Regions from separate parts of the Homo sapiens genome. Here region 1 is linked to region 2. A link is a loop called in an ENCODE intact Hi-C map of the cell type or tissue named here. Cell type or tissue: transverse colon. All regions are shown on one strand. Links, peaks and the distances in the headings refer to the core of each region. The heading gives the core; the rest is flanking DNA.

Evidence for each region. A loop is a pair of places that touch in the nucleus more often than their neighbours do. Peaks named below come from ENCODE experiments on the same cell type or tissue, not always from the same donor. Only the 100,000 strongest peaks of a DNase experiment are listed, where the experiment ranks them.
Region 1: it touches region 2 in a loop (17-fold over the local background); 2 of 110 quality-filtered maps call a loop at or near these places.

What each region holds. Positions count from the first base shown.
Region 1 is chr5:31,287,906-31,304,833 of GRCh38, forward strand. It overlaps CDH6 (cadherin 6), which reads left to right. Exons shown (of 12, transcript NM_004932.4): 3 at 6,057-6,351; 4 at 9,384-9,503; 5 at 11,559-11,726; 6 at 14,206-14,393. Among named protein-coding and RNA genes, the nearest start is that of CDH6, 100 kb to the left of the region's middle. In transverse colon, for the core only: no CTCF peak of the experiment used is centred there; no DNase peak of the experiment used is centred there.
Region 2 is chr5:31,210,961-31,227,888 of GRCh38, forward strand. The region is part of intron 1 of CDH6 (cadherin 6); the gene reads left to right. LOC105374709 (a long non-coding RNA gene) reads right to left here and starts at 6,140. Exons shown (of 5, transcript XR_007058714.1): 1 at 2,847-6,140. In transverse colon, for the core only: a CTCF peak has its summit at 8,244 (motif pointing right); a DNase peak (open chromatin) is centred at 8,241.

The DNA.
Region 1 (16,928 bases), core at 4,336-12,335, 77 kb after region 2:
TCAAAAACATAATGGTTGTAGTGCAATGTCTTTTTTTCCTCTTTCACATTACAGGCTGGTCGGATATGAGGTTATTCTAGAACCTGGGTTCCTTCCACTTTGTGGCTTGCCATCCCCTTGGGCACTGTTCTCATCAGCCTGGTGGAAACCAGGTCACTGCCTCATTTACATTGCAACCTGTGGAAAAAAGAAAAAATAGGACTAGAGCAAGCCAATTCCTGCTAAACCAGGGACACTGAAGTTGCACCCTTTACATTCACACATATTACAATGTGAAAACTGAATCACAGGGCTGAACAGCCACACACCCAGCTGACCCACAGCTGGGAACCTGCCACAATCATATGCTGCCATCAGCTTTCTAATTGGTAAAATAATCATCACATATAAATTAGTTAACTCATGCCAAATTATTAACATTCAAATACAGCAGAATAAAATGTGTCATATGGAATTTTATTAAAATGCACTTTTGATTTACCTAATCCTATAATCTCTAAAACAGAAGCAACTCTAATCCCTGCCATGTACTTCAAGCAAGTTCAATTTCTTCCTGATATAAACTCTACCCAACAAGCTTTTCCCAGCCTTCACAACACTGTCTATTTATTAGCATTACGTATACATGCATTATATATAAAGATGTATGTATACATGTAGACATCTATACGTATACATAGATATTGATGCAGTTAAGCCTCAATTTGTCATAATTTGATTGATTGTGCTAATTTAAAGTAACATTCCACCTATTTAACACAAAGATGTTCTCTCTCTCTGCTGTAATTCCTGTTTCTTTCCTCAATCCCAGACAGCATCTTTTCAACACCACTGTTCTCTAATTGTCTTATAATAGCTCAGATTAGCAACCATAACATTTCTTAAAGAGCAACATTACATTTGCACTACACCGTACAAGTCCTTAGCCATAATTCAATATTTCATTTTAGCCAAACATCACTTCATACCTTTTCTAAGCCCACGTAAGGCTGCTGTAGGTACTTTTCTATGTGTGTCATCTAGGTAAGCTTTTGTTTGGATTGTTTTTGTTGGGGGGAGAGGGGGTTCTTTTATTTAATTTTTATTTTAGATTCAGAGGGTACATGCACTTGTTACGTGAGTATTACACGTGTAATGGTGGGGGTTGGGCCTCTAGTGTACCTATCACCCCAGTATTGGACATTGTACCCAGTAGGTGATTTTTCAGCCATCACTCCCCTTCTTCCCCACTTTGGAGTCCCAGAGTCTATTTTCCCCATGTTATGTCCATGTGTACTTTTTGTTTAGCTCCCACTTATAAGTAAGAACATGTGGTATTTGATTTTCTGTGTCTGTGTTAGTTCATTTAGGATAATGGCCTCCAGCTCCATCCATGTTACTGCAAAGGACATGATTTCATTCTTTTTTACAGCTTTGTAGTATTCTGGGGTGTATATGTACCACATTTTCTTTATCCAGTCAACTGTTGGTGAACACATAGGTTGGTTCCATGCCTTTGCTGTTGTGAATGGTGTTATGATAAACATATGAATGCAGGTGTCATTCTGATAGAATGATTTCTTTTCCTTTGGATAGATTACAGAATGATCTACTGAATTGCTGGGTCAAATGGTAATTCTACTTTTAGTTCTCTGAGAAATCTCCATACTGTTTTCCATAGAGATTGAATTAATTTACCTTCCCACCAACAGTGTATGAGAGTTCCCGTTTCTCCACACCCTCACCAACATTGTTTGGACTGTTTTCTGTCTTAACAATGCATATGCTGCGGAGATTGCATTTGGTCACTGACTCAGATGGTGACTTGGGGACACACAGGAAATGGGAGCAATAAGGCAGCATTAGCTGGCTTCATAGACGACTAAAAATCTTTGTTATGCCTTTGAATTTGATTTAAAGTCAAGTTGGAATTCAGCACATTTAGCATGTAAAAACATGCTGTGTCCCCAGGAAACCACAACACCCAGCAGGCAAAGATGCTGCCATGGTTTTGGTCCCACCCACCATGGAGCTACATCTACAACCAAAATCCCTGTGTTTATTTGCCAAGATGCTGTATTAAAAAAAAAAATGGGCACAGTGGCTCACACCTGTAATCCCGGCACTTTGGGAGGCCCAAGGCGGACAGATCACTTGAGGTCAGGAGTTTGAGACCAGCCTGGCCAACATGGTAAAACTCTGTCTCTACTAAAAATACACAAAAAATTAGCCAGGTGTGGTGGTGGATGCCTGTAATCCCAGCTACACGGCAGGCTGAGCCAAGAGAATTGCTTGAACCTGGAAGGCAGTGGTTGCAGTGAGCCGAGATCGCACCACTGCACTCCAGCCTGGGCAACAGAGTGAGACTCCATCTCTTAATAAGTAAACACATTTTAAAAATCAACAGAGGAAACAGACAAAGACCAAGAGCTCCCTCTGGCACGAAATGCTACAGGTACAGTAGTAAAAAGTCTTACCAGCGACAGGTGAGATGTGACTTTCTGTGGCAAGTGGATAGTTTTTACTTGATGGTGAATCGTTAAAAGTGAACCAGATGATTAAACTTAATGGAACAGCCACATTAAACTGAAATTAGTAAAAACATGCCTTGGGCAGCCTACAGCCTTTTATTTGTTGTTGTTTAACTTCTGTCTTTTACAGTGGCCATGATGGATGACATCACAAAAGAAAAAATCCAATTAAAATCTAAGTGCTCAATAAACCCCTAATGTCTGATTTTCACCACCACTTTCACAGGCACTGATGTCTTATGTTTCCTTTTTTTCCCAAGAAAAGAACTGGCCCCAGGGGAGTTTGATGGCAGAGGAGGAGAGTGGGGAGAAAAAGCAGAGGCTTTGGGAGGTTTCTGCTCCGTGTACTCGGTCAGACCCAGAAAATGCACTTTGGAGGGAGGAAGGGGGAGGAAGTGAAATTGCTTTACTATCAGACGATGCAAAGAGAAGAGATACATTTTCCCACTAGTTTTCAAATATTGATAAATCAGAATTGTGATCTGCAAAGCAACCCTTGCTCACACTCTTCTCACTCTTCTTTAACGTCTCCTCTGCCCTTTAACATTGTTTCGGGTGTTTGTTCTATAAGTCATCGAAATGGTCTCACCTGACAGCTAAAAATACATTTCTGATTACTTTTACCTGAATAAATCTTGTGACCAGATGTGGAATTCACCTATTAAGTGTGCAACAATTACATACTGAAACCGATGAAAGAACTAGTGGAGGAGAGTGTATAATCCAGTGGAATGCAGAGTATAATAAATCATATGTAAAGATAGCAATTGCCCCCCGCCGCCCAGTTAAAGAATACTGGCTTTTGATCACAGATTTTACCTTAGAGATACCATGTGTCTGTAAAATTGGGTTTTCAAAGTCTTCAAAACAAAGTTCTCAAAAGTCAAAATAGGAGAAAAAGCATGCTGATTATAAACTAAGAGTTAATAACGGTAGCACTCTCTTAAATTTGGGAGGCACTTTGTAATCTATAAGACCCATATTATGCTTTTGTTGCATGTTTACATGGTGGTTAATGTACTATTTGCATGTGGTCTTCAATTAGATCTTCACAACAGCCTGGCCATGTAGCTCTTATTATCCTCATTTTGCAGATAAGAATCCTGGCTGAGGGAGGTTAATTGACTCTGCTGTGTTCTTACACTTGCTGAGTGAAAAAGAATGAACATGGCTCATGCCTAGGAACGTGCCCCCCGCACTGTGCCAGGCTGCTGACCACAGCTGCCCTAGAGCAAGGATCCGCCAGGTGGTGACATTGCTTTCCTTACTCATGGGTTAATGAAATAGCTTTTTAAGAGCCTCTTCAGTCATTCGAATTTGACGATGGAGAGTTAAACTTTCCCCAGTGGCTCTTTGTGTGTCATGATGGTTTCAGCGTTTCCTTAGCATATCCCATCACTCAAATCATGGGATGCTCTTGTTTTACATTTCTGATTGCATTTATCTCACTTCTAAGCAATTTCCTCCCCATTCGAATTTATCTTCCATTATTTCTGCCAAATTGCTTTCAAGACTACTAATTATATGAATAATATTCTCTTCCCCAAACACCACGATTAACTAGCTTTTGCTGTGTTACATTAAACACGGTTTCTCTACCTCTAAATATGAGGAAGTTGCACCAAATAATCTATAAAGCCTCTTCCTGCGCTCAAGAGTTAATCTTCAGACTCTTTTCCCATGAGCTGTGTGATTTTGGAAACATAGCACGCACCGGATTCTCAGTTTTCTTGACTCTACAATGATGGATTTTAAATTAGTTCATGTTTCCCAAAGTATCTTTTTTGGAAAACTGGTATGGGGGATATCGATATAAGTTACACCCAAAAAGGATTCTTTAAACAAGACAGGGAAAACTAAATTACACAGAATCAAATGTAGTTTCAAACTGCAGACACTCAGAGCCTTTGACATGTCAACAGTGACTCTAAGAAAGAGGCCGTATATAAAGTATTTCTTTCCCTCAGCACTTCCTGTAAATGATATTACATGGAATACACTTTTAGACTAGGTTGGATTATTTTTAAAGTCTCTTTTTGCCCTAAGAGTCTATTTTCAAATGTGTAATGCTTCTCCGAGCATTTTGTGCAGTATTAACCAACAAGAGAAAGACTTGGCATAACTGTTGTTGCTGTTGTTGTAGCATAGCCCATATTCTGTTTAGACAGAATTGAAACAAGGTAGAGAGTAGCAGCCTTCCCACTAACACTAACTTCTCTATATACCATGGATGCTTAAAACTCTGGGGGTTTATAAATAGTCCTCCTCAATAAAAAGCACTTTTCGAAAATTTGCAAATAGGGTTAAATTATCTGAAAACCTGCAGACTGAATATATATATATATATGTGCGTGTGTGTATGTGTGTATATGTATATATATGTGTGTGCATATATATATATGTGTGCATATATATATATATATATATATATGTGTGCATATATATATATATATATATATGTATGTGTTTGTGTATATATGTCCTATAGACCTATAGTTAGGTCTAGGTACCATCTAAAGGTATCATCTAACCTTTTGCTGGGTGGGAAAAAGGGAATTTAGGAAACAATAGGAAATCAACACTGTGGATATAATCTCTGGGAAAGGAAACATGGACTACTTATCCAAGTTAGGATTCTCATCTTCTATTTCCACGGTATCCTTAGTATTCATTTAATTCCAACTTTTACCCAAACCCATTTCACTGACAGTTAGTCATCAGAGTCTCTGCTTGATTACCTTTAGGAGCAGGGAACTCACCACTCATAAGACAGACTATTTCAATTTTAGGTTGGCTCTAATTATTAGAAGGTCCTTTCCTATCTTATACTTAAGTATAAATATGAAATGCTATTGTTCCAAGTGACCTGTAAATTATCTAGTCAGGTGATTTTCAAGGTATTGCCCTTGGCAGCACTTAGGATATTTCTCAAATGCTTTGAGTTGAATTTCATAAATAAATAAATATCACATCTTCCCAGAAAAAAATGATTATAATCTCTATCACTAAAGACTCAAGGAGGTTGCCAAGCTTCCCTAAATTCACCAAGATAATAAATGTAAGGTAGAAATAGAATATACCCAAGTCTCTCTGATTCAAAAATCAAAGTCCTTTTCTAAATAGGATATTGCTTCCCTAATATGTTTGTGTACATGCAAGTGAGGGCGAGAGTGTATTAGTGGAATGTGAAAGCTGTAGTGAAAAATAGGAAAATCGTGAAAAGAGTCTCATTCCAGCCACCCTAATACGTCCTTGGCCACCTTGCTATTGCTCTTGCCTTTTGTTTTCCCTTCTTCAAAATAAAGATTACTAAATTTTCTCCCAAACTCTGTTCCAGTTCTGAAAAATTCCATGATTATAAGGAAACATGTTCATTAATGAATGGTATTTACCATTAAGAGGTTACGTAAATAGTAAAAAAAAAAAAACTTGTATTCCTTAGAAAGAATTTAATAAAAGTTAATGTAGCATGCACCAAAAAGACAAAAACAGTTTAGAACCACATGCTTGACTTTTACTTTCTTTAATTTTTTTTTTCTACACTAGTTACATTCAGACCAGGATAGAGGAGATGGATCACTTAAATATATCCTTTCAGGAGATGGAGCAGGAGATCTCTTCATTATTAATGAAAACACAGGCGACATACAGGCCACCAAGAGGCTGGACAGGGAAGAAAAACCCGTTTACATCCTTCGAGCTCAAGCTATAAACAGAAGGACAGGGAGACCCGTGGAGCCCGAGTCTGAATTCATCATCAAGATCCATGACATCAATGACAATGAACCAATATTCACCAAGGAGGTTTACACAGCCACTGTCCCTGAAATGTCTGATGTCGGTGAGTGAGACGTGACTTCAGCCAAAAGCTGGCTTTCCCCTAGTGCATCCACTGAGTAAGGAATCCCACGAGCTCAAAGTACTGAACTGCATGAATTTAGATGCTAACTTCTTCAATCCATGTATGTCCTTTCTGTAAGTGCATATGTTTCCTAATATTACTCTAGTCTCATTTTGTGATTATTTTAAAAACCACATTTCCTCTAAAGAGGGTCTGAAAAGTGGCAGGGTGGGAGTGGGAGGTTGAAAGAGAGACCATCTCCTTTCTCTCCCACCCTAAATGCCCATTCTCTTTCTTGGGCTGAAAGCAACCTTCTCCACTTCTCTTAGCCTATGTGGGTGTTAGGGTCCAAGTAACAATCTCCCAAATAGAAAATAAAAGCTTACATTTACAATCCAGTCTAAAAAGTAGTGATAGTTGCTTTAAGTAACTAGTAACTGTATATTTGGGAAGGAGATCAAAGAACTTTTTTTAATCCATAAACAATAGGCACGTTATGTCTAGGGAGTGGATCCTTTACTACATGGTGGAAATGAAAAGACTTTCATAACATACATAGAGTGAATTAATATTTTTTACACAATACCTCTACTTTTTTAAATAACTAGTGGATTTAATTTGTTTAAATTGAGAGAAGTAAACAGGATTTAAATTAAGAAAAAGAATTCTACTGACATCACTCTTAGCCACATTGAAATACTTCATGGGAGACACTGACAAATTTTAAACTACTTATATAAAGGATTATTTTTATTTTCACTCTGTCAGATTCAAAAGGGCTGAAATTACATATTAACTTTATTATGATTCTGTCAGTTAGATATCAGAGACATTGTAGTTCACAGATCCAAGACATAGAAAATAACAAATCCATGGAAATCGTTGTAAAACATCTACATTTTTCTTATGAAGAAATTGCTTTTCTCATTATTTAAAGCCACTTTGTTTTGTTACAAAAATTGCAAGCCTCACAAAGCAAAGAGGGAGATGACTGGAATTTTGTTTTTTCTTCTTCTTCTTCTTCACTGCTTATAGCAGCAATAGAATGGCATTCTTTAAATTTGTTAGGAAAAAAATTTCTCCTCTACGTGGTAAAAGGCAGAAGAATTCATGAAGAATAGTCTCTTCATCAGCACCACTCAGGGCAACTGTAACCAGCTATGCAGGTATTGCACTGCACAACTCTAGGGAGTGCCATTCACTTTTGAAGCCATTATAGAATTAAATTTGTATTACAAACATTTAGGGGTAGTTGACAGTAACATGTCTTGAGAAAAATAAAAAGGCTTTTTTCAGTTTGCACACAGACACAGTTATGGTGACATTGATCATCCTTAATTGATATCTCATTATTGTGATTATAGAAAGGCATCTTCGAGAAATTACATAAAGGCAGTGGGACAACAGCATGGGAGCAAAAATGGACTTTGGTATCAAACAGAACTGAATTTGAAACTATCTCCACTAAGAACCAGCAGTGTAGCCCTGGGCAAATTATTTGATTTCTCTGATCCTCTAGTTTTGTATCTTGAAAAAATAAATAATAAATGTCAACTCCAAAGGGCTATCATGAGGATTAGATGATAAAACAGGTACAGAGTCCCTAGTACAATATCTGGCAACGAATAGACATTTAAAATGTCCAGATATCATATTCTAAAGCAATCAAATTTTGTGTTAATGTTAAATAAGAACTTGAGTGTTTGTTGACTTGACTCACCCTAAAATCATAAGATGTTCTCAGTCTCCCCACCTCCCTTGCCAAATTACAACGGTGGGTGGTCTGTTTTGTGCATCAGCACTATACATTCAGGGCATCCAACCCTAACATACTACAATCTATTTCTTCAATAAGTGAAATTGGCTATATAATACAAAAGCAATGTAGAATTCCTAATATTCCCTGGATGTAACTTACCTACCCCTTTCATGGAAAGGGGAACTCCAGCAGTATGCTTACTGGTTATCTGATACAAATAACAAAAAACAGCCATTAAGTGATCTTAATCCGAGACTCTTATCCTTTCGGGAAGTCACAGAGCCCTTTGAGGATCATATAAAATCTACAGAATTTCTCCTCAGTGAAATAGACATGTAGGCATACACATGAAAATTTATGTGGAATTTCAGGGGGTTAGGAATACTTTGAAGATTATTAGGCAACTGTGGGGTCTAAAATAAGAATGCTGATCTGAAATGTAATAGCCTTCTTTGTATATTTAAGTATAATGACCTTTTGGAATTGCAGATTCCAGATGTTTGTGCTTTGCTGTTCCAATTCATTGATTCTTTATGTAATCCATAACTACATTCTTTAAGTTTCAAGGTCTTTCAACCGTTTAGAACTATCAGATAGATTTATCATTTAGGATGCTTTTATTGGTAAGTAACAAGAAATCCAACTCGAACTAGTTTAAACAACAACAAATAAGTATTTATTTGTCACATTACTTAAGTCCAAAAGTAAAGCGGGCTTTGGACAGGATTTGATCTGAGTTCTAGCTGTTTTTCTGTGATTTTCTATTCTATCCAGCTTTGTCCTCAGGCTGGCATTTCTAAGATCACAAAATAGCTGCTGCAAATGTATATCAGCACATTACGGTCCAAGAAAAAGAGTATCTATGACAGAATTTCCAGCAAAATCATGAGTGGCCCCTGATTGGACAATTCCTAAACTAATTCCTGTGGACAAAGGAAGCAAGATGCTGATTGACTTTGTCCTGGATAACTCGAAAGAATCACTAAAGCAAGAGTCCAGTCAAATCCCGCCATTGGAGATGGGTTGGAATCAGTTCCACCCCAAGTCATGATCATTCCCATGCTTTTCTGTAACCTAATCCTTAAAATATTTCTAAATGTTGATTGTATTTCTTTAAAGAATCCAATCCTTTTTCACCCAGCATCCTACCAAAGTTCTCGACTTCCTCAGCATGATATTTCCATACAAAATTAAGATCGTGCTGGTTTTGGTGTGTGTCAAAGATTGATATGAACTCTTGATGTGTTTTCAGTTTATATTTCTGTCATTACAGGTACATTTGTTGTCCAAGTCACTGCGACGGATGCAGATGATCCAACATATGGGAACAGTGCTAAAGTTGTCTACAGTATTCTACAGGGACAGCCCTATTTTTCAGTTGAATCAGAAACAGGTTAGACTTTTTGATCTTCCTTTTTATAATCTATAATTTTAATTGACATGCTCAGCTGAGCTAGCATATTTTTAATAAAAATAATCAATGTGATTGGATTTTCTTGCATACATCCACCAAACACTAATGATATATTTGTAAACATGACATCTGAATAATTTTAATCAAAAAATCTGGCAATGAATCTTTCACCCACCCTTTCTATGGAGTAGATTGAGAAAAATTATGTATTGCCTTAGTTTTCTTCCAGTTTGGGGTGAAGCTAAAAGGTAAACCCCTTTTTGATAGTATTGGCCTGTTTACAGATATTCAGAATCTTCTTTTTCTAATTATTTAGTAGGATTGTGTCTCTCTATTCTGCTCTGAAATTAGATGTAGCCATGTGATTTATTTGGGTGAATAAAATGTGATAATGATACAAGTCGCTTCTAATTAAAATTTTCAAAGCTGGTACACAATCTGCCACATTGCTGTCCCTTGCCACAGTGATCATGGAAACCAATGTTGAGATGTAGTCTGTAGCCTGAATGTCTGAGTGGTATGGTGAACAAAGCTACCTGCTTACCTGCTCAGAGCATGAGTGAAAAATAAACTTTAGTTGTGTGAAGCCACTAAGATTTTGCATTGTTTGTTATCAAATCATTGTCTAGCCCATCCTAACTGATGGAGTCCTAATCAAAGTGAAATGCCATCTGGAATCCTCTTTTCAACATCTCATTTTTCTGTTTTCTGTATTTTCTCCACAAAGTAGCAACCTATCTTATAATGATTTGTTTTTAGCAAATATCATTTGTATTGTACAGTAAATTGCACACATATTTTTATCATAATGAGTCAATTTCCTTTTATACATTTTTTAAACATCCATTATTCTTAGTAGAAATCAAAACTTCCCTAGGTTCCCACATCCAGTTGGAAATCTCTGTGTTAAGTGCTGCAATGAACTTGGAAAGAATCCCAAGGAGAAAGAAAATGTTGAGTTGAAAAACAATGAGGATGAAAAATTAGAATTATTCAACTTAAAGGACAAAAGGCTGAGGTGATCTCCTGTATTTAAATAGAGAAGTACTATTATTTGGAGAACAGAAAGCAGCCGCACTTTCACTGAAGGCAGGACTATAGGAATAAAATTGACCTGTTGTCTGAAGTATTCTTGTTAAAAATTTTAAAAAAGATATTTTCGCTTCATTAGTTGTTAAGCACTAGAATGTGTTTCTGCAGAAGGTTATAAAGGCTTCTCCAGTGAAATTTGAAAGAAAGTTAATTTAAGCATAAACCTTACATAGAAATTGGGCAAACTTTTAGAAGTTCTTTAACTATTTTATAACAACCTAACAACAGAGATAAATTTAACCTAACTTAAAAATTTTGGTTGTCATTGGGGCCAGTTGAACTAAAGTTCACGGTCAGCTTTAGGAATTCTAAAAGGCTGAAAGACCTTGAACCTTAATTCCAAAATTCTCTAGAATCATACAAGATGATCATTATGAGAGAATTGATGTTCTATTTTCTAAAGACCATAGTTTTACAATTTAGAAAATCCTCAGAGCATTCGTTATGGTAGGTGTATCTGAGGGATAATTAGCTAATCCATAATGGGAAACTCAACAGTCAGTTCAAGTATGTGGCTTTCCTAACAATTTCCTCATAATTCACCTAAATGTCTTTTATCAAGCATATTATAGTATACCTTTATACCACAAGCCATTTTAGATTCTGCTGTGTCATCTTATAACACTTAATGTTTATACATCCATAATGTAATTATAATATTGAGTGTCTTATAACCCTTAATAGTCTATACTATTGCAGAATCTGACTTGTACTTATTTTTATTCTCCTTGTATTACAGGCTTTTTTTAATGTATCTATCTCCCCTGTGTGGTTGTAATATCCTTCAGTATAAAGGCTGCATATAATTATTTTTATGTCACCATGACATCTGCATAGCATTTTGCATATTGTGGGTGACAGTTTATGTTGTTTGCATAAATCAATGATTCCATAAAGTATTCTTAATGCATCCCTTTGCACTCTTAAATTTCACATCCACAGGTATTATCAAGACAGCTTTGCTCAACATGGATCGAGAAAACAGGGAGCAGTACCAAGTGGTGATTCAAGCCAAGGATATGGGCGGCCAGATGGGAGGATTATCTGGGACCACCACCGTGAACATCACACTGACTGATGTCAACGACAACCCTCCCCGATTCCCCCAGAGTAGGAACATTTGATTGAATGAATTTCTTCAATGTGCTTTTATAAAACTCGAACTTTAAGAATTTTTATTTTCCATTGTCATCATTATTGTCAAAGTTAGTGGACTTAAGAAGAACTGGTACTTTTATTAAAAATGAGTTGACAACATGGCATACACTCAGGAAATGTGAACATTTATGTTCCTCTATTGGTAATTACCTGAGTGATTTCTGCTGTTGTTGTAAAGGCAACATCATTGTTTCATTTCTCCTTATTAAGAAAACTACCACAGACATAAATCTGCTCATGCAGAACATATGTATACAAGCATGCTGCAATTTGTTGGAAAAAATTTGACTTTATGTTTTGTGAATTTAATCAGGCATGTAATCTCTTTTAAATCCTCACAAAGCTTTATAAGGGGAGGATTTATTATTTTACTGTTTCTAAAAATACAACTGTGGAAGTAACTAGGTACTTAATCCATTTGTAATCATAAGTCGTTTTCTACATTATGGTTAGTTGAGATACCGAAAGTTGTCTCCAAAATCATTAACTCTAGTGATTAGATAAAAGGAAGAAGAAGGAAAAACAACCTCCATGAATACCAACTTGGTATCAGGAGTATGCTAAAAATTCTCACATAGAGCTACCCAAGAGGGAACTAGTTTTAACGTAACTTTTCATCCAGGAACAAAATCCCTTTGGGACCATGATCTCCTACGAAAGCTATCTCAATTATTCAATAGAAAACCCACTCATTCTATCATGACATTTTAAAAAAACTAATCAGCTGATACGGGCTTCCTTTAGGGTAGAGCTATACATGGATCAATAGGAAGTAGTTTTATTTTCTTTATTTTTTCAAGTTTTTAATCAGAGTTAGCTAAATGCAAAAAGATCAGAGCTAATTAAAGAATATCTCATATAACAAGTAGAAGAAAGGTTCTATGAGGCCTACCATTTCCCTTACAGAGGCCTGAAATGAAAACTATTAGGATCACCAACAGTTTGCCCAAAACCTACTTTTTAATATGGAGATTCCCTGGGGAAGAATAACATAAGGATTCCCCCGCACCCTGGTACCACAGGAATTTGTAACTCACTCTGCTCTGCTTAGATAGCCTGTGACTTGTTAATGAGCAATATGCCAAGGCAAGGGAGGGAGAAGTTAGAAAGGGGCAGGAGGCCCTAAAAATGGAAGTTGAAAACACTAGAGAATACTTAACCTGGGGCACACCAACTCATGCCTGTAATCCCAGAGCTTTGGGAGGCTGAGGGAGGAAGACTGTGTGAGGCCAAGAGTTCAAGAGCAGCCGAGGCAACATAGTGAGACCCTGTGTCTACAACAAGTAAAAAGAAATTAGTCAGGCACGATGGTGTGCACCTGTAGTCCCAGCTACTCAGAAGGCTGAGGTGGGAGGATTGCTTGAGCCCAGAAGTTTGAGGCTGCAGTGAGCCATGATCACGCCACTGCACTCCAGCCTGAGCAACAGGAGGAAATCCTGTCCAAAAAAAATGCTCTTTTTGAGTTACGTACTTGAGTCAAAAAAAGTTTAAAAATTTTTTTAACCTGCTTTATCATTTTACCAAGTATGAACTCAAGGGATTACTATTACTGAACGCCTACATTTTAGTAGTGCCATAGACTGTTTAAATTCTTTTCAAATCATTTGTATGAATGGTTAACAAAATGTAATTGAAAAGGGTAGAATAAGCCTTGGTTTTACTATTTTATATTTTTGGTGCTAAGTATATCATGGCCTGGCCAATCTAAACTGAAACTCATATGTAGTCTCTCTAAACTAAGTTTGCAACAGGAGCATATTTTTTTTAAAAAGTGTCTATATAGGAAACATAGGTTTCAAATTAGAATTACAAATATAAGTATGGGAGAAATCTATGCATAAAATAATAAAATTTAAGAGTCAAAAGAAAAAAATTAGGAGTTTTATCACTTAATGTATTTACCTATATCTCTAACTCTACAACTAGGTCCAGCTCCATGTATGAATAAAAGAATATCTACCTGGATACAGCCTCCAAGTTGCTATAATTTCTTTCCACCTCCAGCTATTATTAGCAACGGTAGAAAGAACTCTTTTAAAGAATACCTAGTAATTAACTAAAAGTCGCAGTTCAGATTAAATTCTTCTCTACTCTTTCTGTTAGATGAAGTTAACAAAGGGCTTTGAAACCTTCTATGCCTCCTGTAGCCATTCAGTTGTTCTCACAATCACACCATAAACTTTGGAGCCTGTTTACAGACAAGAAAAGTGTTCTCCATTTGCAAGGAAACAGGTCATGAAATAGAAGAAACATTCTTAACAACCACGAAAGTAGACATAAGAAGAACAGGCCACCATTAGTTATTTTGAGGAAAGCACACATCTACCTGATGGTAATGTCTTAAAGAACTGTTAGAGAATAGGTTTTGTTTTTATGATGATAAGAGTGTGGTTAGTCTATGTTTGACTTATATCTGTCTGGTGATTAATAGGTACATACCAGTTTAAAACTCCTGAATCTTCTCCACCGGGGACACCAATTGGCAGAATCAAAGCCAGCGACGCTGATGTGGGAGAAAATGCTGAAATTGAGTACAGCATCACAGACGGTGAGGGGCTGGATATGTTTGATGTCATCACCGACCAGGAAACCCAGGAAGGGATTATAACTGTCAAAAAGGTAATGCCGCTTCTTAAACACCATACAGAGTGAACCCATTTACTTTTCTCCAGTTCCTAAGTTACCAGGGGCAATTATATCTCACATAAACATTCCTTTAGATTTTTATTTTACTTATTATTTTCAGAAAAATGCCAGTTCTGGCCGGGCATGGTGGCTCCCGCCTGTAATCCCAGCACTTTTGGGGGCCAAGGCAGGAGGATCTCTTGAGTCCTGGAGTTTGAGACCAACATGGCAAAACCTATCTCTGTTAAAAATACAAAAATTAGCCAGGCGTGGTGGTGGGTGCCTGTAATCCCAGCTACTCTGGAGACTGAGGCAAGAGGATCGCTTGAGCCTGGGCAGCAGAGGTTGCAGTGAGCCAAGATCACACCACTGCACTCCAGCCTAGGTGACAGAGTGAGACTCTGAAAAAAAAAAAAAAAGAAGAAAGAAGGAAGGAAGGAAGGAAGGAGAAAGAAAGAAAGAAAGAAAGAAGAAAGAGAGAGAGAGAGAGAGAGAGAAAGAAAGAAAGAAAGAAAGAAAGAAAGAAAGAAAGAAAGAAAGAAAGAAAGAGAAAGAAAGGAAGAAAGGAGGGAAGGAAGGAAGGAAAGAAAGAAAGAAAAAAAGAAAGAAAGAAAGAAAGAAAGAAAGAAAGAAAGAAAGAAAGAAAGAAAGAAGGAAAGAAAAGAAAGAAAGAAAGAAAGAAAACCAATTCTAATGACACTGAGATCTCTTGGGTTGGCTTTCAGGAACCTAAAATGATATGCATTCATGTTAATTCTATACATCCAATGAATTTTTATTAAGAACCTCCTAAGTAAATAAGTAATATAAACAAATGATATTCGTAAAAATATATAAAGTAAATACTTTAAATGAACAGTAAATAAACAGTGCCAGACATTGCTCTAGGTGCTGGAGGTGCACTGGTACATACAACAGATGTTCTCTGCCCTCATGATACTTCCAGTCTAGGGGGAAAGAGACAAGGAGCCAAGTAAACAAACAAACAAACAAATATACAACTACAAATTGTGATGCATACTGTGAAGGAAGAGAGTACAGCAAGCAGTGATCAAGATGACTTGCATCACAAAAAGAGGATGTATAAAGACCACAAGTTTAAATTAAATACCATAACAAATTTAAATTAAATACCATAAATTTCCTGGTACCTCTTTAGCTACTTTTTGGAACACAACAATAAATCTTTTGTGTTCTGATTTCTATTTTTTTCCAAAGTACTGGTTCATTATTTTATCCCCCAAATTGTGTAGCACCACAGAGCAGCATACAAAAATACGGCAAAAATTAAAAACCAATGAATTGTATGCTTCAAGACTAAAAATATTAATTTTGGCTAACTTCTTATGATTTCACTTTTATCATGTATGGTGTAATATTTTCTCTCTCCTTTAGCATACTATAATCTTTTCTGGTAAATAAAAGCATCGGTGGATGTAAATAACAAGAGATTTTTTTTTCCTCCCAAGCTTTGGATTACGTGTCTTAATATCTGGAAACACAATAAAACATGTTTAAGTGACACTCAGACTAATGTTTTAAACTATAATATAATTAGGAAGCCCATTAGTGTGCATTAACCTTTTTAATTTTCTTGGTGCCTTATCAGATTCGAACTGAAATTTTGCCTAGACGACTAAATCACATTCACCAACGTCTAGATTAATTGTGTTTCTAGTGAGCCTTGTCATATTATCATCTAAAACTAAAAGTCAGCAATAAGCATTTGGGTTCACCATGTCTCCAAAAGCAGACCTACTTTTCCTAAAGACCCTTGACAACAATGATCACTACTTTCTTTGACAAATAATTAGCCCAATGCCCTTTTCAGGATACCATTTGGAATATTTCATTACCTCATGCAAAAAACAACAACAACAAAAAAAAAAAACTTTAATCTGTGTTGTCTGAATGATGATGAGGGATTCACAATGCAAACCTGTGGCTCTCAATTCTGGCTGCACCACAGAATCACCGGGGGAAGTGTTTAATAATGTAGATATTAATCTGCACGCCCAGATATGTTGGTTTAATGGTCCACGCTGGGGCCAAGACATTGGCCAGTTTTAAACACTCATCAGTGCAATTAAAGCCAGATATGGCCAGGCACCGTGGCTCACGCTTGTAATCCCAGCACTTTGGGAGGCCGAGGCAGGTGGATCACGAGTTCAAGAGATCGAGACCATCCTGGCCAACATGATGAAGCCCTGTTTCTACTAAAAATACAAAAATTAGCTGGGCCTGGTGGTGAGTGCCTGTAGTCCCAGCTACTCGGGAGGCTGAGGCAGGAGAATCACTTGAATCCGGGAGGCAGTGGTTGCAGTGAGCCGAGATCATGCCAATGCACTCCAGCCTGGCGACAGAGCGAGACTCCGTCTCAAAAAAAAAAAAAAAAAAAAAAGCCAGATGTGAGAACATCTGACATGGAATAACCCACTGTGTATTTGCCAACTTGCCCCTGATGGCCCCCTCTAGTGAAACATGAGTATTTTTTAAGTGGGGACAGTGTGGGCTCTACCAGACTCCTGC
Region 2 (16,928 bases), core at 4,457-12,456:
ACAAGACCCAAATCCACGAATTCTGTTCAATGAGGGTTACCTGCAAAATGACAATTTAGAGCAATACTAATTATTTGAAGGACCTCTGTTCCTATCTTTTATTTTAGCCTGTGTGTGAAGTGGGTTTTTGGTGTGTTTGTTTTGGGAATAGACTGACTAGAAATACATCACTGTCCAAAAGGAAAACATTTTTTTCATCTAGGGATTTGAGGCTTAACTAGCTGAAAGGAAAATATAATTTCATTTTGTTCTCATAGTCTCATTTAGAAAATAACCTTAAGAGATTCAAAGGACATCAGGCTATGTGAGCACTTTCCATGCTCTGTGGGGTGGGGGGATTTGGCTTGGGCTTCAACTTTATGAGTATGTTCTGAAGTGCTTCTTAAGAAAGTTTTTGCCTTTAGCTCTTTCCTAACCACTAGAGCTTTAAGAAACTTGAAAAAAAAAAATGTTCTTCAAAAATAGAATCACAAAACAGTTTTCTTTTTTCTTTCTTACTATAAATATCCCAAATCCTTCTTTAGGGACTTTATTTTTCTTTTAGGTTTTATTGGAAAGGCGAATAAGCTGAAATGCAGATGTTTATCTAAATCCAAGTCAAAACAGTGTGAGAAATAATTATAAAATATAAAATGAAAAGCCAACAGAGTTCTACATCTATTATCTGGGTAATTTTAGGCAAAAAAATGAGGTTCTGGGGTTGTTTTTTTTCACAAATGCATTTAGGTGGTTGTGATGTATGCCACACAACAGGATGTTCCCAAAGTGGAATAAAATCTAGAATCTTAAATTTTGTTCTTGATCTTGTTTGTATTCCCTGAGAACTGACCTTGCCACGGTGTGAGTTCACCTCTCTGCAAATGTAACTAGGACAAATATGTTTTGTTTGTGGTTGGGTTTTGTGCTTTGTGGGGTTTTGCTGTTGTTTGTTTGTTTGGCCTAGCAATCTGGGGACAGAATTAAGGAACCATAACCATAAAAGCTCCATATTTAATTAGGAGACTAGCTGTATGTGTGTGAAATTTGGAGAAAAGGGGGTATCTCATCACTGAGCTCTTCATCTGTCCTACTTTTGTATGACGAATGAATCCCAAGTTGACTGTCTAAGTATAAGAACTACCTTGTCCAAAAGATGCCCTGTTGGACATTTCTCTCGTGCAGTTTCCACCAATAAAATGAGAATAATGATAGTTTTGACTTAATCAAGGTGTTGTGAGGAATAACTCAGTTAATTGCTAATAGAACTTCCACAAGGGGCCTAGCATGTGAAAATACCCCCAAAATGTCAGATGTTTCTGCTGCTGCTATTGCTGTTGTTACTATTATTTCTTCCAAATTTTCAATCAACTTGGAGGTCCTGGGTATTTTTAAGCAACCTGCAAGCTTTTTAAAAAATTTTTCATTAATTGGAATGAGCCATGACATTTTTTTGTGTACAAATATAATGTGCCACCGGGGCTAATATTCCCATAATTCTACTCACTGAAACGTGATTTGGCTGAAACCGTAATGTGCCAAATGCGGCTGAAATTCAGAATTCCTCAGAGCCTCTTCAGCACCATTCCCTAGAAAATCTGCAACCCGATTTCATTCTCATTTGGGCTTAGGAAGGTGTGAACCAACTGCAGCCAAAATTAAGTAAGAATGGGAGATGTAAAATCTGTGAAGAAGTTTGTCATCTTGGCCTGAGGGTATTACTCTAACCTGTTTGCCGGCCTGCCCTTGTCCACGGGGTAACGACTGGAGAAAAGTGATAGATCACAACTGTGGCATCAAAAACTCATGGTGTTCACATGAACGTGCACACACACACACACACACACACAGCTCCACCACCAAAAATGCCCCAAATAAAATAGGAGAATTGACTTATAATTCTAGAAATCAAGGCTACCAGCTAGTTGAAGCTGCTTTTCTAGCCCACGTAGGTGCCCCTGGACACCTTCCTTTGCTATTCCCCACTCCTATTTTTCCCGTAGTCATTTATTCATACTCATTCATTTACTCATTTCTATCTTCAACAAGTACTGATTGTTTGCCTACTATGCACTAATTACAGAAGATAAGATGATAAGCATAATTACTTTTCCTTCACTGAGAGCTTTATGTCTCTAGAAAAATTCTCAAAAAATATGTGGTAGAAGTTATTTTGAATGCGTACTCTTCAAATCTGAAAACATAGATGCAAGCTACACCGCTGGCTAGATAATAGGGATGTTATCTGTAGATAATAGGATGGGAAAGAATGTTAGAACTCAAACAATGAAAGCGCAGAATTAAGGCTGCAATCCACCCATCAGAAAATCTCCCAAGCAGCACAAGTTGCAGATATTCAAATGCAGAACGGATGCATTTTACTGCAAGGATGAAATGCTTAAAATCAAAATTGTATCTCCAAATCACACTCACAGGAATTGGCTGTTGGTGTCTCTGTCCTGTGTGGAGCTCAGCAAGAAAACAGGGGTGCTCCTTAGCTGTTGGGTGAAAGGCTCTAGAGCGTGGGTGAGGGGTTGGTTAGGGTGGTGGGTAAAGGAAAACAGCAGACTGTTAAGTGAAAGAAACAGACCAATCTGTGCGATAAACTGCTGCTTAAACAGGTTTATGCAGAATGTGACTGTATGTCTTTTTAACAGCCTCTAAAAGTCCTTTTTTTAAAGCCTTTTCGGAAGTAGTTTCCTCTTTTCCTGTTGGACTGTCAGTTGGCAGATGCCTCTGGGAAACGGGGTTCTGCTTTCTAAAAGGCTCTTAAATAATGTTGGTTAAAAATTGCTTTTAAAGCTATCAGCCGAATAGCACATTGCCCTCTTCCCCTCACCCTCCCCAGCCCTATCTGATTTGTCAATTACCTCCTTCAGAAACCTCTCGCGTTCTCTGACACCTGTGCTGACATAACATCCCCCCTCCTGGCAGGCACCTGCCAATTCTCACTGAAAAATGATTGCTAAACATTTCAGCACCAGCTCCCAAGAAGAATTCCCTCCTCTGCCCATTGGCACCATAGAAACAGCCATTGTTCCTCATAATTGTGAGTCCGAGGCTTCTACTTTGTAACTCCCTACCCCTGTGGCATTCATGAGCTCTGGAACGTCACAACTGGGGAGGGCCTGTGTTGAAACGGCAATGATTTACCAGAGGGGGCCTTGATGACCAGAAAGGTGCACGGAAAGGAATCTGTGCCTTAAAAAAAAAAAAAAAAAACAGGCAGCAGTCTGGGAAAAAACCAGACACACTGGGCAAAGCTTCTGACTTCAGAAAGAGGTCACAAGGCATGTCAAACAACTCAATCACTCTTGTTTTTAACGTTTTTCAGAATTAAATTCTGCAGGCCATTTTTCTACATCCTAAGGGGAATAAAATATCATCCATATATTTTTAAAAGGCATTAATTAAGTTTAGCTCTGACACCCAAGAGTAATGGTCCCTGACCTAAGCCCCAACCTCCAACTAGGGGATTTGGATGAGGCTAATGGTGGTTGCACAATCAGATCTGTGTCGCATATTGAATATAGGTCAAAGGATGACTGCTCTCTGCAGAAAACAAAAATAATCTTTCTAAGACACCATTTCATATTAGCATAGGCCCATATGCTCAGGATCAGAAAGAAATTATGTTGTATCTAAAAGAAATCACATTGGAAGAAAATCACATTCGAAGCTAAGGCATTTGGCAATGGAACTACATTTCTGTAAGCCTTTATTTACTGATTGCAGATAAATTTTGACCTGAAATTAATGAAAAAATGTGAGCATGTCCTGATAAAGTTTTGGAACCTCATAGAAACTGCCAATTTTGAATGATTTCATACTATAACATTCATCTCGCTACTTTCAAAATGTCTAGCTTCAAAATGTTTGAACCTTCGATGTAAAAAGCTTCACAATTCATATCAGTTCATTCCTGAGATCCAATGGAAATGGATTAAGTTGCATATATGAGTGATTCGATTTTACTGTTTTTTTATCTAGTTTCTATGATTGAAATTATAGTCCTGCTGCTGAGGAGGTATCTTACCCACTTTGGGATAAATTGGCAACTTTTTTCTGCTATAATTCTCACTGAATATTCTTTTGAATGATGTGTATAATTAACATTAGTATATTTTCAACTATAATTAGAAGAAAAGTCCTTTAGTAAGCACAATCAACTAGTTAGTGATGCTTTCTGACACTTTGTTTATTGAAAACACTTAATTACTTTTTAATCCTTTAAGTACAATATCACATAGATACTACATTTATTGGACCATAATAAACCGCTGTAGGTATGAATACTATTCAACCTAGGTTTCAATATAGTTTCTACACTGGTCCCTGAAATAGTTTAAGACATTTAATTTTCTAGTTTTACTATCCACACCTTTAAGAATGCTGTGAAGGTAATAGGTTTAGGGGTACCATCAATATTTAGGTAATAAAAAATGTAAAACCAAATAGCTGGAAGCCAATTCAGTTCTACCATGTAAAATAATTGCTGACTGGAGCAAATCAATGCTTTGAAGATGTAACCTAATAAAAAATATAACTCTGATAAAGTTAGGTAAATTGAAAATTCTAGGTCTGGTGTGCAGCAGACTCATTATTTATTCCAAAATGATGATTTTAATGTCTCCATGTCTATTTCTCTTTTTTTTTCTCATTGTGGGTATTCAAAGTCTCCATGTCTAAAGTAAAGAGCTTTGCCACAGGTATCCAGATGCAGGACGGAATCAAGTCTAAGAGCCAAAGCCTTCACCTGGTACTCACCAGCAGAGTGAGCCTGAGAAATCTCTTTTTCTCTCCATGTCCTAACTCCTAACATTATTAGGAAGATTGAATGAGATGGATGGTAAAGGCTTTGCACAGTTCTTGACTCACATGTAAGGAAACCAGGCAGCTCCCTTCACAGAATCAAACCTGGATTATCCAATTTGACGATGGACAGCAAATTTCCACATAGCAACCAAGAGACAGATGACCTAAAACCTGTGTTTCCTGATAATGACTGTGTGTTTACACTCACCATCATAAAGTAGGAAGAAGGCCCTTTGGTTTTTTTTCAAAATCTATGCCCTCCTACAGCAAAAGTATAAAGGGGTCTTAAGGTGTTTTAAAGTTCTACAACATAGTCTATTATATTATTTAGATCATGCATTTATGTACACATTCAATGAAGTTTTGGAACTTAAAATACATCTGACTTTTTTTTTTTGAAAACTTAGGGTCTGTTCTAAAAAATGAAATAATTTCAGAGTTTAAGAAGTTTGCTTGCAATCTAATGCTTATTTTGTCAATTCAGTTGCACGTAAACATTACTGTACATGCCTTGAGGGAAAAAATGTTGTTGCTCCAATACAGGGGACAGCAATCTATGGCTCTCAGGCCAAATCCAGCCACTGCCTGCTTTTGTGTGGCCTGCAGGCTGAAAATGGTTTGTCCATTTTTAAATAGTTAAAAAGAATCAACAGAAAAACAGTATTTTATGATATATACTGTATTACATATTATTTTATATAAAATTCAAATTTCAGTGTCCATAAATAAAATTTTTGGAACAAATTGTGTATGTATTGCCTATAGCTGTTTTCACTCTACCATAGCATAGTCAAATAGTTGCAACAGAGATGTGTATGGCCCACATACACATCTAGTGTATGTGGTAGTAAAGATAGTAAAAATCTTTACTATCTGGCCCTTTAGAAAAACAGTCCACTGACTCCTGCTGTAATATAGCAAGCCCTGCCACCAAAAAAAAAAAAAAAATGCAACAAGGAGTATTCAACTTAGAGATAGGTTTTATACAAAAAATTCATTGGGAAGTCAGTTATCCATGAAAACCAAATAATAAATGGCAGTTTGACTCCTGACTAGCCCGCAAATGCCAATTAACTTATAATTGATTTTAACTGTAGTACTAAAAGCCTGAGTTATGAAGTTTAGAAATATGTGACTGTTAAGTTGCATAAGAGATGAGGAAAAGATTTCCATAAACTTTTTCTGGTTGAGAGACGGTAGAGAGGCTCATGTGTGGTTTTAGGGTCCTTCTCCCTGGGTGCTGTTGTGCTCTCTGAGCAGAGGGACCTTTTATTATGCATGTTGATATTCCTCACAGTAATTCAGCCCAGGGCGTGTATAGGTGCAACAATATAGACCTGTTAAATGAAGTGGGGTTCGTACATTTCTATGTTCTGTGTGTTGAATAGTCAATTTTCCACATAATCTTTGTCTCTCTTTTGTTAGTAGGCAAAATTTTTCATAAATTTAGATCCGTTTTAAGAAAAACATTTTTAACTTTCAAATATAGTGGTTTTCAACTTTTTAAATTGTAAACCACAATAAGAAATACATTTCACATCACAGCCTAATGCACACATCCATATATACTCATAATTAAAACAAAGGTTATTCAAAAAAAGAAATTTTCTACATCAAAAAGTATCTGTTCTTTCATATTCTATTCCGTTTAACTGTTTTTAAATTCTCATCAGTCTTACCAGATGGGTTTAGTGGCCTACTAATGCGTCATAACCAACAGTGTGAAAACCTGGACCTATATTATTTCAAAATAAATAGCTGGATACTCACAAGTGAACTGATTCAATCAATCAGTTATTTCAGGACTATTAATTGAGCACTTTAATAAGTACCTGGGCCAGACACCATGCCAGACACTGGGATGCTGTAATCAACAAGACATCCTCCCTAACCTCAAAGAACTGAATGGTTAGGTGGCGAGGTAAAACACAGTAACTGATGTTGAGGGGGTGAACATTTTTCAGCTCAGCCACAGGTACACACAAGTTACAATATAAAGCCTCTAGGAGTAAGAGAATAAATCCAAGTCCCAGGCCCAGCTCTGCCTCTATTTAACTAATGTTTTCATTAACCTTGGATTTAAGGCATGGCTTCCTGTTTCGTTTAAGCTATATTTAGCTTAAATACAGTTAAAACATTGTTAAATTGTTAAATACAGTTAAAAACTGTAAAAGATACAGTTAAAAATTGAATGTAAGTACAGATGAAGCTAAAATTCGATATTTAGTAGTTTTCTTGCTGAAATAGAGATGGCATTTGTTTTTTTATTGTCATTAAAGTCTATTAAGTTAATTTTAATTTGTTTTTACAACCAATTACTAAAAATGGCATTATTATTATAATACATTTGAAATTCCAGAACAGTTAAAATCATGGAAATACCAAGTTGAAATATACTTGCAATATGTTCTTGCAACCATTACTATTTTAAGCTTAATTATAATATATTATCCAATGAAGCAATTAGGCATTTTATAAGCAGATAAATTCACAAAAACAGAAAAAAAGGACACAATGCTCAATCATTGTATTTAAAATTATAGCCAAAAGAAAACTATACCTGAAAGAGGTTTATCTCACATGTCTCAAAGATTTATAGTTAATTAAAGTAAAACATGGGTAGGTAATTCCAAAGGCACAGCAATTTCATCCATTTAACAAAGAGCTCATTTTACTGGTAGAAATTGTAGATATGAGAAAGCACAGGGGTTTTTGTTTTTAAAGAAATTGGACCCACTCTCGTTTATTTCGACAGAAAGTTCCTAAGTGTGTTCTTGCTATCTTCCCCCATTCTACCCAAGCCCAGGGTAAGCTCTGGGTTCCTTTTCTGTGAGCCCCACATTCAGCCCATCAGAGCACAGTCATCTCTTCTGCCCAAATATGTCCAGAATCCATTTCCTTTCCTCTCTCCACTTGCAGAACCTAAGTCCAAACCACAATTTATTTCCCCCTGCCCAAACTCCAGCACAGACCTCCAGCTTGTATCCCTGCTTTCTGTCTCTTGCTTCTGTGAAATCCAGGGTCTAACACAGGGTCATCTATAAAATTTAAGTCAGAGCATGTTACTCCTGCTGCTTCAAAAGCTCCCGTGGTTCCCACAGCACTAACCCACTCTCATCCCCTACCACTTCGCTCTTTCCTAGCACACTCTGCTTCAGTCACATTTAACTTCTTTCCTAGATGGGATGGTTAATTTTATGGGTCACCTTGGCTGAACCAAGGTGCCCAGATCATTATGCCAAATGTTTCTATTAAGGTGATTTTTGGATGAGATCAACGCATTTTTAAATTGGTGGATTTTGAGCGGATTAGCTTCCATAATGTAGGAGGGCCTCATCCAAGCAATTGAAGGCCGAATAGAACAAAGACTCAAACACACAAACACAGCAAGAAGGAATTCTGCCAGCAGATGGCCTTTGGACTCAAACTGCAATTCTCTTCTGTGTCTCCAGGTTACCTGTGTTTTAAAGTCCTACAAGATAAGCCATCAGATTTTTTTGACTCACCAAGCCTCCATCCACAATTGTGCAAGCTAGTTCCTTAAAGTCTCTCTCTCTAGATAGGTAGGTAGGTAGAGAGAGACAGAGAGATACACATACACACAGCCACACACATCACATCCTGTAGGTTCTGTTTTTCTGGAGCACCCTGGCTATAATACATCAAACATATCCAATTTTCCCTGTAACACTTTTGCTCTTGCCATTCCTACTCTCTGAAACTCCCTTTCCAGGCTCAACATATGACTGCCTTCTTCACATCATTCATGCCCTCTTTGAGCTGAGGCATGAATGATGTAAATGAGGCAGTTATATGTTGAGCTCACCCCAGATACACCATCACATTACCCAGTTTCATTTCCTGCATGGAGTTTCTCATCCTGAAATGACTTCTATTCATTTGTTTATTTGTATATTGTCCAATTTCCCCTGATGGATTCCAAGTTCCAGGAGGGAAAAGACCTGTTATATATTGTTCTTTGTTGGGTTCCCAGCACCTAGAACAATGCATGGGACAAGTATTCAGTAAGTATTTATTGAATAAATGAATTAGTTAAAATGTTAAAAATTCAAGTGACTTCTATGCACTATCAATCAACCATCAGAATTTGTTTTGTCCAGGAGGTCAATCTCCATTCACAGTTCATACAATGAAGAAGACAGTTGTATATCACATGAAAAAGTTGTTCCCCTCTTAATTTCCACACATATTGTATCGTTTAAGTCTTAAATGGGGAAACTCAGATACTTACTAAAATTGTCTTAAACCTCTCTTTTATTTTGCATAGTTTAGTGTAATACATTTGTTATTAAATTAGAGCTAGAACCTTATTCTTCCTTTGTACACTTCCACAATTAAAAACAGTTCTTTATATTTTTCTGTGACACATCTTCCATGTTGGAGAGCATCAAAGCATCTTGTCAGTGTGTGGACCTAGTTTCAAAGGTTCTACCTGCTAACCAGTTCCTTTTTTGAATTAATGAGACAATGTTGTTCATGTTGCCAAAATCAAAGCAAAATACTGATTTTTTTAAATGTGAGAACTCAGGAAGCAGGACCAACTCCAACAGATATGCTAAATCCACTTAAAAGTGTTTGGAATATTTTAACTTCATAAGCACATTATACTGCACTCCTTATATCTCATAGTATCTGATACTCTTAGAGTTAGTGTGAGTTATTAAAGTGAGGGATGCCAAATTCTCTATTTATTTCTTCTCTCATCTGTTCATTCATTTCATTATGAGGCATTGCTAAGGACCAAGTACTGAACTAGGTGCTAAGTATACATAGGTGAATAAAATAGACACAGTCCCTGCCCTTGAGAAGCTTACAGTCTCATGGAGGAAGGAAAAAAAAGGTAAACAAATAAGTCAATACATATGTACATAAAAACTATAATGCGTGCTATGAAGAAGGTGGACCTGGAAATAATGGTAGCAAATCACTGAGGGGGCATATTCTCTGATACAGAAGTTATAAAAAGCCTCTTCGTAACAGTGATATTTTATCCCCCAACCTGAAGGATGAAAAGGAGGAAGCCAAGAGAAAAACTGGGGGTGGGAAGATGAAAACTGGCCAAGAGTCCCAGGAAGAGGGGTCAGCATGGGTAAGGAGTGTAGGGAAGCAAGTGACTGATCCAGTTTAAGAACTAAAGGGATTTTTTTCCATGGGGCATCATCCTGAACATCTGGATTTATTCTTTCCCTTAGCCTTTGACTAAGATCTTAAGCTGTCTTGCCTGAATTCTCACCCTATCCTGGATACAGGCTGTTCAGGGGGGAGACATTTAAATAGAAACCATGTAGTTTGTCATGCAAATTGAATCTCTTGAGCAGAATTCGATTTAATAAATGTCCCAAATGTTCATTATGCAAGCACAGCCTGGCTGCACATTGACGAAGTCCTTTGTCAACAGCAGCGACTCAGTCTGTCCCCAGTCACTCACTCACCAGTCAAGCACTCCAGCTGACTGCCAGAACCCTTTAGAAAGTAAACACTACTGATTAGATAGGTTGAATCAATACTTCTTTTCCTTACATACCAGTAGTGTTGATTTCATAGGCCAGAACCAGAAACCCTTTATTGGTCTTGTGCTCAACTCACATACATTTCAGTCATCTGCAGTCAACTTTAATTCTATTCAGAAAGAATTAACACGCAACAGCTCCAAGTAATGGAATCTTGGAATTAAGAGAGAAATCATTCTCTAGAATTTTCAAAAAACTTATTTCATTGATGAAGATTTTATCTTTTTTTCAATATTTTTTCACTGACCTTTATTAAACATTTTATTAAATACACCTGAGAAAAGACTGTCTTCAAAGATTGATGACTCGTGGAAGAAATTGGAAGGAATCAGAAAGCCTGGCTTAGAGTTATGATGAAACTTGATGACGGTGCCATCTTGCACTTGATCTTTTATTCACAATTTGCACAAGCTAACAAGCTTAGGCACATTCGTCAGTTAATCAATGCAAATGTCATGTAAGGTACTGGGGAGAGAGTTGTTTAAGAAAGATGATGTGATGTGGTAGACAAGCTTGGGTTGTAGAATATTACACATGAAACTTAAAATTCCAATTTGGCCATTACGAGTTAGGAGTTTTTGAGACAGGTAGTTCCTCAAGTTATTTAATTTTTTTTTTCACTTGCAAAAGTGGGGATCAAATCTGCTAGACTTGTTGTGTGGATTATATGAGAAACCATATGTAAAACCATCCGGGAGGCTTTCTCCCAGCTAGTCAGCTTTAGAATGTGTTAGCTTGCCTTTCTCTACCCACTAACATTTTCAATGCAACTATAAAATACCTTTTTCTATTGTAGTTTTAAAAATAGGAAAGACTTCCCTTCTATAAAACTTCTTACAAGAGAAATAAATCTTAAAATGGCCAAGTGACTTTTTTTCAATAGGGATATTCACTACTTCTAGGAATGTTTTAATATTGGAAATATGTAACTGTTAATACCTGATACATAATGACAAAACTCTGACAATCAAATGAACATTCCTTAATGCCAATTTTTCCTTATTCTAAGAATGTAATCCTGCCACCTTGTAAAAGTGATTGATACAGGTATAAAGTTTGCCCTGCATATAAATCAGAGAAAGTGAATTAGATATAAGTATGTTAAGTTCCTTATTTCTCTATTTGTCATATGAATCAAATTTTATGCATTTTACATTTTGTCTGGAACAATGCTACAGAAAGTTTTTTTAATTAAAACTTTCCAAAGGAATATATTAAATCGAGCTTAATATGAAAGTGTTTTCTGCTGATGATTCAGATATCAGTGCAATTAGAATCATCTCCTGGGTGCCAAGTTCAGTGCTAAGACTTTAGTACATTTTATCTCACTTAATCCTCTTAATATCTATAAAACATAAGTATATATTTACACATATAGAGATAAATTCATTACACAGATGAGAAATTGAGATCCAGAGAAATTAAGAACTTCCTTAAAGTAGAATAATTCACTAATGGTGATTTTATAACCTAAATCAAAGTCTGTCTAATTCCACAGAGCCTCTATTACACTTGGCAAAAATAAAACTAAGCCAATCTACTATAAATTATAGGTCATCTGCTGTTTTCATTATTTTGTGCATTATCCTAATCAATACCATGATCCTTAGATATTTGAGGGACTATATTTTCTTGCAAAGTTCTCACTTTTTTGAGACGGTGAACTCATTTGTTCTTTTGCAATACCAACTCTCTCTCTCTCCCGCACTTTTCCTCTTTCTCTCTCACTTTTCCTCTCTCTTACTCTTTCTCTCTCTCTCTCACACACACATTCTTTTCAGCCACCTCTTCACTCTCTCAAGCTACACAGTGTCTTTCAGTACCTGAAAAAAATACATCTCATTTTCTTTCCCTGTTGACTTATGTACAAGTTCATTGATGCCATCTTTATCTTTAGAGTAGTAGAGATTTATTTAGAAGCCCTTTTAAAAGTGAACCGCATTTTAAGGACACAGTTTCACAGTGGCGGATAAAAATTGCTCTTAGAACTTGTTTGATGCATTTTCATCTCTTTCTTTAACTGCTTTGCTCACAATATTCTGACTTTGTATTTATTTCTCCTTGAAGAATTTGTTGTCAAAAAAATTAATTACTTTGCTGCTAATAAAATTAGGATTTCAAAAAAATGGAAGCTTTGTAACATTATCCCTCCTTCTGGGAAACATACTTGTGCTCTCTAATGTGGAACTTAGGAGTTTTGTAAATCCAGTACTTTGTTTAAATAGTTTAATGAGATTCTTATTTTATTCTTGTTTGTAATTATTTGTAGAATGTGCAGCTCTCAGTGATTTCATTCTTAAAAAACTAATTAGTATGCTATGGAATGATTTGTCTTTTGTTAATTTCTATTAACATTACATTTTGGTTCCGGTGGTGTATGTTGCACTGGATTCCTTGTGGGCATCAGTGGATGAAAGGCATGTTTAACTGTGTCCAATATAATCATTACTAATTAATGGACAAGTGAAAAGAAAGAAGAATGGATATTTTGATGCACCCTTCATTTGGAAGGCTAAAGTTTGAAATTCTATAAAAGAATTTAAAATGTATTTGCCAAAATAATTATTTTTTAAAGCTATATTTTATGATTGAAGAATACTGCCCTGCTGCATAGAGAAAGATTTATCAATGATGGTGATAATGACAATGGTGGTGGCAGTGGCGATAAACAACAATGAAAAAAATAATTGTCAACATGTACTAAGTGCTTCTGTGGGCCCAACATTATGACACTATCTCATTTAATCCTCATGGTAACCCTGCGTACTAGTCTGTCTTCAGACTGCTAATAAAGACATACCTGAAACTGGGAAATTTACAAAAGAAAGAGGTTTAATAGACTTACAGCTCCATATGGCTGGAGAAGCCTCACAATCATGGCTGAAGCAAGGAAGAACAAGTCACATCTCACATGGATGGCAGTAGGCAAAGAGAGAGAGTTTGTGCGGGGGAACTCCTCTTTATAAAACCATCAGATCTCATGAGACTTATTCACTATCGTGAGAAGAGCACAAGAAATACCTGCCCCCATGATTCAGTTACCTCCCACTGGGTCCTCCCCACAACATGTGGGAATTCAAGATGAGATCTGGGTGGGGACACAGCTAAACCATATCACCCTGTAAGACATGGATGATTTTTATCCCCATTTCACAAATGACAGAACTTAAACTTTGAGAGTTTAAGTAAATTATCTAAAGTAATATGGACAGCTAGAAGACACAGTTAATCTCCAAGTTTCCAGAGACAAAATTTGAATCACTCTCATTAGTGGGTTTTTGTTTGTCTGAGACAGGGTCTCACTCTGTCATCCAGGCTGGAGCACAGTGGCCCAATTATGGCTCACTGCAGCCGTGACCTCCCTAAGCTCAAGTGATCCTCCCACCTCAGCCTCCCAAGTAGCTGGGACTACAGGCACGTGCCACCACACCCCTCTAAATTTTGTAGAACAGGATTTTGCCTTGTTGCCCAGGCTTGTCTCAAACTCTTGGGCTCAAGTGATCCACCTTCCTCAGCGTCCCAAAGTGCTGGGAGTACACACATAAGTCACTGCACCCAGCTCTCAATACTCTTTTTAGCCTTTATAAATTAACATGTAATCTCACAATATTTATATTTCAGCCAAGTTTTCTGTATTGCTTAACTCATAATTTTAAAGCAATGGTTGTCAACTACAGGTGATTTTGCTCCCCAGGGAACATTTGGCAATACCTGGAGGCATCTCTGACTGTTACAACTGGGAGGTGCTACTGGTGTCTAACAGGTAGAAGCCAGGGATGCCACTAACATCCTGCAATGCACAGGACAGTCCCACAACAAAGAATGGTCTGGCCCAAATGCAAATAGTGCTGAGGTTTTGAAACCCTGTTTTACGGAGTTGTCCAATGAATGATTTTCTGGTAATCATGCCTTTTTATGGCTCGATTTCTGTTCTAACTGTTCTATTTGATGCATAAATGACTCTGGGCTTTGTGTTTATAGAAGACACTGCATCAACGCAGAGGGCTGACATCATCCCTCAGAGTCTCAGAGGATGTGAGCCATGTATTCTTTGGGCTTGTTGATATTATTACTCTTACTATAGACACAACATGAGAGCTCATTCTAGACATACACTGTCTGTATTAGTCATTCCCGCATTGCGATAAAGAACTACTGAGACTGGGTAATTTATAAAGAAAAGAGGTTTAATTGGCTCACAGTTCCACAGGCTGTACAGGAAGCATGGCAGAGGAAGCCTCAGGAAACTTACAATCTTGGTGGTTGGCGAAGGGGAAGCAGATATACCTTACGTGGCCGGAGCAGGAGGAAGAGAGAGAAGGGGGAGGTGCTACACACTTTTAAACAGCCAGATTGTGTGAGAACTCACTAACTGTCATGAGAACAGCAAGAGGGAAGTTCACCCCCATGATCCAGTCACCTCCCATCAGGCCTATCCTCCAACAGTGGGGATTACAATTCGACATGAGATTTGGGTGGGGACACAGAGCCAAACCATATCACTGTCCAACTGTGTTACATATTCAAATGTGCATAATGGTACTGCATGGTGGGTGCGGTTTTCCCCACAGAGTATTGTGGATAAGGAATCTGAATAGCACAGAGGTTAAATAACTCTCCTAAAATTGCGTAGCTGGTAAGTAAATGAACCAGAATGCACATTCCAAGTACATACTCCATTCAACATACCCCAGGTATAATTAGCAGGAGAAACATAGAGTCCTACATCCTGCCCTGGTCCTTTGCTGCCCTAAGAATAGGGTTTTTCCTGAAATAAAGTAATGCACTTCTCAGGTTAGATATAACTAAGTAGCCCATTGGGTAGGAGGTTTGAGAAGACATGTTCTCATTACACAGAAAAATATACTTTGAACAGTATACACAGAGTACGTATGTATGTATGTATTTTTGAGATAGCATCTCACTCAGTCACCCAGGCTGGATTGTAGTGGCAAAATCTCGGCTCACTGCAACCTCCCCTTCCCAGGTTCAAGTGATTCTCCTGTCTCAGCCTCCCAAGTAGCTGGGATTACAGGCGCCCACCACCACGCCCAGCTAATTTTTGTATTTTTAATAGAGACGAGGTTTCACCATGTTGGCCAGGGTGGTCTCAAACTCCTAACCTCAGGTGATCCGCCCACCTTGGCCTCCCAAAGTGCTGGGATCACAGGCATGAGCCACTGCGCCCGGCCCAGAGTACTTATTTCTGATGGCATACAAGTGATCATCTCTTCAAGTAATCAGCCGCTTTCTTTTCTTGGAAGAGGAACCCAGGGCACAGAGAGGTTGTGCGACTTGGCCATGTTCACACAGCATATTAGGGAAGTTCACAACCAGAGTGCAGTTCTCCTACTTCTTGTCCCTTTTTGCCTCCTCTCCCAGGGTCCCCACCTCCTTCCTACCAACACGAGAAGAAAACGGTCAGTTCAAACTCCTCTTGAACATGAAATGCTTTTACAAACTAGGAACACAAATTCGTCGTTTTTGCTATTTTCAGAAACTGTTTGGGACTGCAAATACGTTGTGAAAAACTAGGCTTTTGAAGATGAGACAGTGAAATCCCACTATCCTCATTATTATGCAATCAAATCACTCTGTGAGACTAATTAAGGATTTTGAAGTATGTTGTGTTTCTCAGAATCAAATGTGAAGAAAGGTGGTCTCATGGCTTTCATAAGAAAGGGCTGAGCCTGTTCCAACCATATAAGGGCAAAGCCTGAAAATGACCCATCCCTGGAAGCTGCTCAGCTTCTCCTAGCACCACACATCGGGTTACAGCAGACACACTCCTCTTAAAACAGGGCTCCTCAAACTCCAAAGCACACAAATCTCCCTGCCTAGCTGATGCTCGGAAAGAAGAGTGGAGGTATCTCCTCACCCTATCCCACTTCACCCCCTTTCTGAAACTAAGTTGGGCGAGAGACAAGGAAAGGAACGTACGGCGGGAAAGCACCTCCGCCCGTCAAACCACATTCTCCCAAACCCTCCTCACCCTCTCCTCCACTCCACGGTGGACGTGGAAGACAATCTACTTGGGCTTTGGGATACTTTACATATTTTCATTATGTACCCTTTCAACTGATATTTTTTATTTGCCCAGTCCCATATACTGTATACAAGTATAGAAGTACATTAATATAATAAGCATAATATAATAAATAAACAAGCATATACATTTTGAAGTTATTTGCTTTATAGTTTTTGGGAGTTCAGAAGAGAAATATTTCCTGGCTTTTTCCCAGCGTTCTAGAATAGAATGTACACCTCCCCCTCCCTAGCAGTGCATCAGAGGCAAACACCCTAGTTCTTCAACCTCTTCCTAAAACCTCACAGATCAAGGCTTCTGCCAAGGTTCCTCCAGAATTTACATCCTTTTGGCCTCCAACTCCAATTTTATTCTGTAAAGAATCAAATATAGCTTCCCTGTCAGCCACAAGCTGTGGCCGTGCTTCTCAGATATTCCCTGCTCATCAACATGCCCAGTCTCCATGCTCCATCCCACCTCCTGAGGGAACGGACCCCTACCTTAACCATCCTACATCTAAACAAACGAAGCTTAAGAAACCCAGAAAAGACAAGGAACCAGTATTAGTTGCTTCTTGCTGC